2 separate regions of the Homo sapiens genome follow, and region 1 is linked to region 2. Evidence: read pairs that join two places in POLR2A ChIA-PET (ENCODE). Cell type or tissue: MCF 10A. All regions are shown on one strand. Links, peaks and the distances in the headings refer to the core of each region. The heading gives the core; the rest is flanking DNA.

Evidence for each region. Peaks named below come from ENCODE experiments on the same cell type or tissue, not always from the same donor. Only the 100,000 strongest peaks of a DNase experiment are listed, where the experiment ranks them.
Region 1: POLR2A ChIA-PET joins it to region 2 with 5 read pairs; 4 of 35 experiments call an interaction of 5 or more read pairs at or near these places.

Annotation. Positions count from the first base shown.
Region 1 is chr10:73,292,768-73,297,168 of GRCh38, reverse strand. It overlaps CFAP70 (cilia and flagella associated protein 70), which reads left to right. Exons shown (of 28, transcript NM_001367801.1): 16 at 1-127; 17 at 3,781-3,906. Among named protein-coding and RNA genes, the nearest start is that of MRPS16, 42 kb to the right of the region's middle. In MCF 10A, for the core only: no CTCF peak of the experiment used is centred there; no DNase peak of the experiment used is centred there.
Region 2 is chr10:73,417,431-73,421,831 of GRCh38, reverse strand. No RefSeq gene overlaps it. Among named protein-coding and RNA genes, the nearest start is that of ANXA7, 5.6 kb to the right of the region's middle. In MCF 10A, for the core only: no CTCF peak of the experiment used is centred there; a DNase peak (open chromatin) is centred at 2,201.

The sequences.
Region 1 (4,401 bases), core at 249-4,248, 120 kb after region 2:
TGTGGTAAAGATTGTGAGAGATAAATACTTGAAGACAACATCATTTGAAAGCCAGGAGGAACTTCAGACATTTATCAGTGAGCTCTATGTGTTCTTAGTAGATCAGATGCATGTAGCCCTAAACCAGGTAAGTGTCAAGAACTGAGAGCACTTTCTTTTCTCTGTAGAGCATCAGAGTCTTCTATGAATAATTCCTTCCTTTGTTTATTCAACGAATATTTATTGAAGTGTCTGCTCTGTGCTAGGCACTGAAAACACAAAGATGAGTAAGAAACTGCCTAAGCCTAATCAGTTTAAGACTAATTTTGGAAAAAAACAAGGAGATATGCTCTTTCAATTTCCTAGAAAAATAAATTTCACAACTTTAAAAAATGTGATGGAATTGTCAAAAATAGATTAAATATGTTGCATAAATTGTGAAATGAAAATTATCATTCTATTTATTCTGTGAACAGGTACAATTCTTAATTTTTTATTGAATATCATAAAAGCAGAGAAAAACTTTGAGTTTTCAGATATTATACCCAAATGACAGTGACACTTCAAACATGCCTTTTCTGTTTGACTGGTGGTCTGCTGTCCCACCCACTTTTCTGTTTATATTTGTAAGTCTTCCATCTTGCCTTCATTTGCTTATTTTTATTTGTATTCAGGGGTAGTTTATTTGAAACCAGTGACAAAGTCACAGTCTTTTTGTCCCCTGGTAGTGTCTAACCATCTGTGCCTCCTCAAATTCTTTATTCTATTTGCTTTTCCCTTCCTTGTTTTTCTTCTCTACCACCATCACCTCTTGTTTCACTTTGTTCTGTCTTTCTGGAGAAGGTAGGACAGGAGTGTCCAGCATCAAAGGATTAAGAGAACAGTCCTGCCTTGGGCATGGATGATTTGATTTGAAAAGCAATTGAGAGTGGAGCATGAGAAAAAGAAGTTTTGACTTTTTCCTCACTAGTAGCTGGGAGCAATACATTGAATTATTTTACACTGAGGTATAATATGATCAGGTTTACATTTGCTAAAACACTCTGATAGCACTATGGAGGATGAGTTAGAGGTGACAAAACTGTGATGTTAGTTGATTATTGCATAATAAGGAGGAAAAAGTTTAAGTTAAGTTTAAGTTTCAATGGGTAATTGATGCCATTCAGTACTTCTTGGTTGATACTAAAAAGAAAAGAAAAACATTAACCAGGACATGGAATGCAATTATGAGTAAATTTGGTGGGAGGCAGATGGTACTGAATTCGCTTTTGAACATAGGCTCTAGTGGGGTTTTGCCCAAGACAGAGATCTGAGCTAGAGATGAGATTTGGGGAGCTATGAAATATGGATGCTATGGTCATAGATGAACTGCCTGAGAAAAACATAAGAGAGAAGAGAGCTGGCAGTAGAACTCTAGGAAATACCAACATTTAAGGAATGAATGAAAAATTGAAAGAGACAAGTGGGATTGTTAAAGAGGCAAAGAGCCAGAGACAATGGTGTCACAGAAGCCAAAGGAAAAGAATTTTAAGGAAAAGTGGTCAACATTGTTAAATACTCCTAGGAATTCAAGAAAAACAAATCTAAAGTCTTCACTGGATTTGACAATAAGGAAGTTATTGTTAACCTTTACATAGCAATATTATTGGGCTAATGGGGGGATTCAAATTATGATGAATTGAGTAAATGAGCAATCAAGAAACAGATGAATATAAATTCAAGTTGGATGACGAAGGAAAAAACTGGAAAAGTAGTAGCTAGAAGTTATAGGGATTTTCTTCCCTCCCTCCCTCCCTCCCTTCCTCCCTTCCTCCCTTCCTCCCTTCCTTCCTTCCTTCATTTCTTTCTTTCTCTTTCTCTCTCTCTCTCTTTCTCCCTTTCTCTCTTTCTTTCTCGCCCAGGCTGGAGTGCAGCAGTGCAATCATGGCTCACTATAGCTTCAACTTCCCAGGCTCAAGCAATCCTGCCACCTCAGCCTCTCAAGTAGCTGGGACTACAGGTGCACACCACGCCTAACTAATTTTTGTATTTTTTTGTAGAGATGGGGTTTCACCATGTTGCCCAGGCTGGTCTCGAACTCTTGGACTCAAGCGATCCACCAGCCATGGCCTTCCAAAGTGCTGGGATTACAGGCATGAGCCACCCGCTCCTGGCCTGGGATTTTCTTTTTAAGATGAAAAAGACTTGAGCACATCCACAGGTTTGGGAAAAAGTCAGCAGAGTGGGAGAAGCTGAAAATTGAGGAAAGAGAGGGGATAATTGATGGCAGGCTCAGGGTATACACCTGGGAAAGGACCAAGAATTTAAATGGAAGGATTAACTTTGGAACAGTGCAGGCTGCAATACCTCTTTCTCTGAGACTGAAAAGAAAGCGATACAATAGATCCAGAAATAAATAATTTAGCTAGGGAGTATAATAGTTGAGGGATTTCTTACTTAATGATTTCTATTATCTCTGTGAAGTAAGGTCTTTACTGAAAGTGAAGGAGATGAGGATTGAATGAAAAACTTGAAGAAAGAGAAGAAAACTTAGATACTGCAAAGCATTATGGAATATGCTGCTAAGCAAAGACAAATACATAGATTACTAAGGGTATTAAAGGTCTCCAGCTAAGACTGAATGCCACAAGAGCTTGTGGCAGCTTAGATACCAATCTCTGTGTCTATGCAGTTTTCCTTAGGACCAGTTAGCTGCTCTTGTCTTGGAATGAAGAAGTCAGATTGTGCTATTGTTTTAAGTTGAGAATTTTCAGGACAAATGCAGGAGAAGGACAAGGATGCCTGAGATGAAAGTATGCTGGTGAGAAAGTAGCCTGAGTGGGTTATCATGAGGTTCAGACTGATCCATCTGGGAAGTGATGGGCTTATTGGAACTGAAGGAAATAAAGTCAGCAGTTTTCAGTGGGCTAAGTAACAAAAAGGTGGAAGACAAGACATGGAGTGTTGGTTCTGGGAGTGGGATATTAGAGTATTCTGTTTTGGGTGTAGAAGTGCATCGCTGCAGGGATTTGGGGGTCAAGATAATCAAAACTAAAAAGAACAGGACAAAAGTATTAATCAATGATCAGAAACTCTCTTTGGCCTATCTCAAATTTGGCTTTACTGTCCACATTTCTTAGCAATTATCCTTATTAAAATCACTGATATTATTTTGACTTCTAATTAAAGAATTTTGTGGACTCTTTCTTGACCATAGCTTCTGACTCAGGAGATTCCTAATTACACCAGACCTGCTCTCCCAATCTTTGTGTATAGGATATATTCTTTTTCTGGTTTTCCTCCTACCTTTTTGTTTCCTTTGAAGGATCTATCAGTCTATATTTCCTACTAAAACTATAGATTTGGCTTCTAAAGGTTTACCCTTAATCTCCTGTTTTCTTCACATTTAAAGACCCTAGCGAGGGCTTGCCAACCTTTTTCATGTCATGACACAAAAAAATGATAGTATTTGTCATATACACTACAGAAAATGAAGGAAGCTGTTTGAGGTCAGAGGTGACCTGCATAGGGACTATGAATGCCCTGAGGGTTGAGGCAGTTATTTCTGCCCTAAGCAATTTTTACTTACTTCCATGAGCTCAGACTGTTGGTATTCAGATACCTGAGCTTCTCCTTCACCCTTGACATTTCTCTCCTGGTTCACTCTTATTCTTTTACTTTTTTGGCAAGACTGTCATTATAGACATCAATCAGTAACATTTTAGACGTCATAACTGGATCTCACATCGGATTTATGCTTATGAAACCTCTCTACTTGTAATTGTTTCATTTTTGTCTACCTAACATCTTGACATTGACAAGACCATGCCAGATGATGTCCAAGGCACTGTTGCAACCATTTATACAAGCAGTGAACAGCTTCAACTCTTTGCATTTGAAGCAGAAGTCAATGAGAACTTTGAGATGGCAGCAGCATATTATAAAGAGGTAATTAAACATCTTCCCAGTGATTGTTACTATTATTTGTGAAATATGGGCATAATAGTAATTTTTGATTGTTTAAAATCCAACTTGATTGGTGAAAGGGTAGACACATAGAACAATAAAGTCCAAAAATAGGTTCCCACCAATAAGGTCATTCAATTTTTGACAAACCTAAAAGAAATTTAATGGAGAAAGGATAGTCTTTTCAGTAAATAGTGTTAGAACAATTGCAAAAAATAAAATAAACCTCAACCTTAAACATTTTACAAAACTCAACTCCAAATGGAACATATATCTAAATGTAAGATGTAAAACTACAACACTTTTAGAAGAAACATAGGACAGAATCTTGACCTGGAATCAGGTAGAGTTCTTAGACGTGACACCGAAGCATGATCGATCAAAGAAAAATGTGATAAATGGATAACTTTGCTCCATAGAGCAAAGTTAAAAACATTTGCTCTATGGAGGTCATAAGAGAAAGAAAAGGAAAAGTAC
Region 2 (4,401 bases), core at 141-4,140:
GACTCGCACATCCCAATTTCTTTTTTTTGTTGTTTGAGACAGAGTCTCGGGCTCAAGTGATCCTCCCACCTCAGCCTCCCTAGTAGCTGGGACCACAAGTGCAAGCCACCATGCCCAGCCAATTTTTGTATTTTTTGTAGAGACAGGGTTTTGCCATGTTGCCCAGGCTGGTCTTGAACTCCTGAGCTCAAGAGATCCACCCTCCTCAGCCTCCCAAAGTGCTGAGATTATGAGCCACTGTGCCCGGCCCCCAGTTCCAAAACCTATAATCAATTGTATACTTAGCAGTTCAATATCCCTAATCTGAAAACCCAAAATGCTCCTGTGAGCGTATCCTTTGAGTGCTATGTCGGCACTCCAAAAGTTTCAGGTTTTGGACCATTTTGGATCTCGGTACTCAAAAAGCTTTGGATTTTGGAGCATTTTGAATTTCAAATTTTTGGATTAGGGATGCTCAACCTGTACAAAATAGTAGTAGTCAAGACAATGTGATACTGGCATAGAATAGACATAAGGTCAGTGCAGTAGAATTGAGAATTGTCTTAGTCTGCTTGGGCTGCTGTAACAAAATACTGTAAACTGTGTGGCTTGTAAACATCAAATTTATTTTCCACATTTCTGGAAGCTGGAAAGTCCAAGATCAAGGCACTAGCAGATTTCGTGTCTGAGAAGGGCATGTTCTTACTGTGGAAGGGGCGACTGAGCTCACTCTTTCCTCTTTTACAAGGACACTAATCCCACTCATGAGGGCTCTGCCCTCATGACCTAATAATTTCCCAAAGATCCCACCTCCTAAAGCCGGAGGTTAGGATTTCAGCACGTGAATTTGTGTATGTGTGGTGTATGTATGTGTATGTGTATGTATTGGGGTGGAGGAGGCTCACAAAACATTCAGACTGTAACAAGAATAGCAGGGCATGGTGGTTCATGCCTGTAATCCCAGCACTTTGGGAGGCCAAGGCAAGCAGATCGTTTGAGCCCAGGAGCTTGAGACCAGTGTGGGAAACATCCCAAAACCCCGTCTCTAAAAAAAATACAAAAAAAATTAGCTGGGCATGGTGACACATACCTGTAGTCCTAGCTACTTGAGGGGCTGAGGTGAGAGGATCGCTTGAGCGCAGGAGGTTGAGGCTGCAGTGAGCCAAGATTGTGCCACTGCACTTCAGCCTGGGTGAAAAGTGAGAATCTGTCTCAAAAAAAAAAAAAGAAAAAAAAAACCTTAACATTTATGGTCAATTGATTTTTCACAAGGGTACATAAACAATTAATTGGGAAAAGAACAGACTTTTCAACAAATAGTGCTGGGACAACTGGATATCCAGATGCAGAAGAATAAAGCTATACCCCCACCTCACACAATATACATAGATTAACTCAAAATGGTTCAAATACCCAAAACTAAAACTCTTCAAAGAAAAAAAAGGGGAAAATCTTTGTGAACTTATCTGGCAATGTTTTCTTAGGTATGACACCAAAAACACAAGCAACCAAAATAAAAATAAATAAATTAGACTATCAAAATTTAAAATTTTAGGCCAGGTGTGGTGGCTCACACCTGTAATCCCAACATTTTAGGAGGCAAAGACAGGAGGACTGCTTAAGCCCAGAAGTTCAAGATGAGCCTAAGCAACATAGACCTATCTCTACAAAAAAAAAAAAATTAGTGGGCATGGTGGCGCATGCCTGTAGTCACACTACCTGGGAGGCTGAGGTGGAAAGATCGCTTGAGCCCAGGAGGCTGCAGTGAGCCATGATCGCACTCCAGCCTGGGTGACAGAGCGAGATCCTGTCTCAAAAAAAAAAAAAAAGAATGAGAGAAAATATTAATAAATTATATATCTGATAAGGGACCTACAACTTAAAAGGACAGATAACCCAATTAAAAATGGGCAAAGGATCTGAACAGACATTTCTCCAAAAAAGATGTATAAAGGGCCAATAAGTACATGAAAAGATGCTCAACATCATCAATCATTAAGGTATACAAATTAAAATTATAATGAGATACCACTTCATACCCACTACGATGGCTATGATGAAAAAAAGAGGTAGTAACAAATGTTGATGAGGATGTGAAGAAATTGTAACCTTCATACACTGCTGGTGGGAATGTAAAATGATGCAGCCAATTTGGAAAACAGTCTGGCAGTTCCTCAAACAGTTAAACATTGAGGGCCAGGTAATGATGACTCACGCCTGTAATCCCAGCACTTTGGGAGGCTGAGCTAGGAGTACTGCTTAAAGCAAGGAGTTTAAGACCAGCCTGGGCAACGAATCAAGACCCTGTCTCTTTAAAAAAAAAAAAAAAGTTAAAAATTGACTTACCATTTGACCCAGAAGTTTTGCTCATAGGTTTGTACCCATGAGAAATGAAATCATATGTATATAAATATTCATAGCAGCATTATTCATGACAGCCAAAAGATGAAAACAACCAAAATATCCATCAGCTTATGAATGGATAAGCAAAATGTGGTAAATCCTTACAAGGAAATAGTATTTGACCATAAAAGTAATGAAATACTGATTCATGTTACAATATGAAAGCCAGTTACAAAAGACTACATATTGTACAAGTGCATTTATATGAAATGTTCAGAATAGGCAAGTCTATGGAGACAAAGTAGATTAGTGGCTACATGTGGAGGGGAAGGATGGGGGTATTGGGGGCGACGGGTAAAGGATATGGGATATAACCATTCTAAAATTGATTGTGGTGGTAGATGCACAACTCTGAATGTACTAAAAATCATTGAATTGTACACATTATATGGGTGAATTATATTTCAATAAAGCTATTACCAAATTTTTCTAATCTTAGAGAATGTAAAAAATAAGGATATTTAAATCCTTAACACAGTACCTAGCAAATAGTATGTCCTTAGTAGCTATTATTTGATAAATATCATTTTGAATTTTGCTCAGTAACACAGATTGAACTAGCAGTAGTGTGTAAGATGGTTTGGTAATGGAAAATCCAGTTAGGACACTATTGTCATGGTTCAGACGAGATAATGTAGGTGTCAGCTAAGATTATATCAGTAGGTATGGAGAGCAAGAGGTAATTTTTAACTACAAGTAAAGTAAATAGTGACATTTTGCAGGTAGAACATGAAAGTAAAATCTAGGATTTGTTTGCTGATTGTGATGGATGAAGGGTGATGTATCTGTCAGCCAGAATATAATTAGAAACTACACAGTAACAGGTGGCGCAAAAACATCCAATTTAGTAGAATGGTGGTGATAGTACACAAAAGTCCAAATGCCTAGCTTATTGTCAAATGCTGAGGATTCTAAGATGGCTTCTGCCCTTATAGGAGACTGACATAAGCAAGGACAATATAATGGAGTTATGTTTTCTAAAGTCAGCATATGAAATGAAAAAAAATTTTCAAAACTACCTTTGAAAATCCTTTAGGGTAGCACATGGGTTCTCTCAGTAGGTCTATCAGAGCCAGTTTTTCCCAGTGCTGGAAATAAATCTGTATTTGGCTGATCACCAGACGAAGTAGTTGGCTTGGGTTTTGGGGGCCCTATTGTAGTCAATCAGACAATCAATTATTTATCAAACACTCACTACTAGGCTCTAAAGATATCCCTGTTCTCAAGGAGCTTACATTCTAGATGGGGACAGAAACAGTAAACACACAGAATTTCAGATGCTTTTTTTTTTTTTTTTTTTTTTTTTTTTTTTTTTTTTGAGACGGAGTCTCGCTCTGTCGCCCAGGCTGGAGTGCAGTGGCGGGATCTCGGCTCATTGCAAGCTCCGCCTCCCGGGTTCACGCCATTCTCCTGCCTCAGCCTCCCAAGTAGCTGGGACTACAGGCGCCCGCCACTACGCCCGGCTAATTTTTTGTATTTTTAGTAGAGACGGGGTTTCACCGTTTTTAGCCGGGATGGTCTCGATCTCCTGACCTCGTGATCCGCCCGCCTCGGCCTCCCAAAGTGCTGGGATTACAGGCGTGAGCCACCGCGCCCGGCCAGAATTTCAGATGCTTTTAAGTGGTATAAGGAAAATTAAATAATGAGCATAGCTGCTAGTGGTGGTTGTGCTGGTGGCAGCTACTAATGTTCAGGAAATACCTTGAGGAGATGACATTTTTTGTTTGTTTTTTTGAGATAGGGTCAGGCTCTGTCACCCAGGCTGGAGTGCAGTAGTGAGATCTTGGCTTACTACAGCCTCTGCCTCCCAGGTTCAAGTGATTCTCCCCTGTGAGCCTCCTAAGTAGATGGATTACAAGTGCACACTACTATGCCTGACTAATTTTTGTGTTTTTTGTAGAGATGGGGTCTCGCCATGTTGCCCAGGCTGGTCTCCAACTCCTGGGTTTCAGTGATCTGCCTGCCTTGGGCCTCCCAAAGTGCTAGGATTATAGGTGTGAGCCAACTCACCCAGCCAGG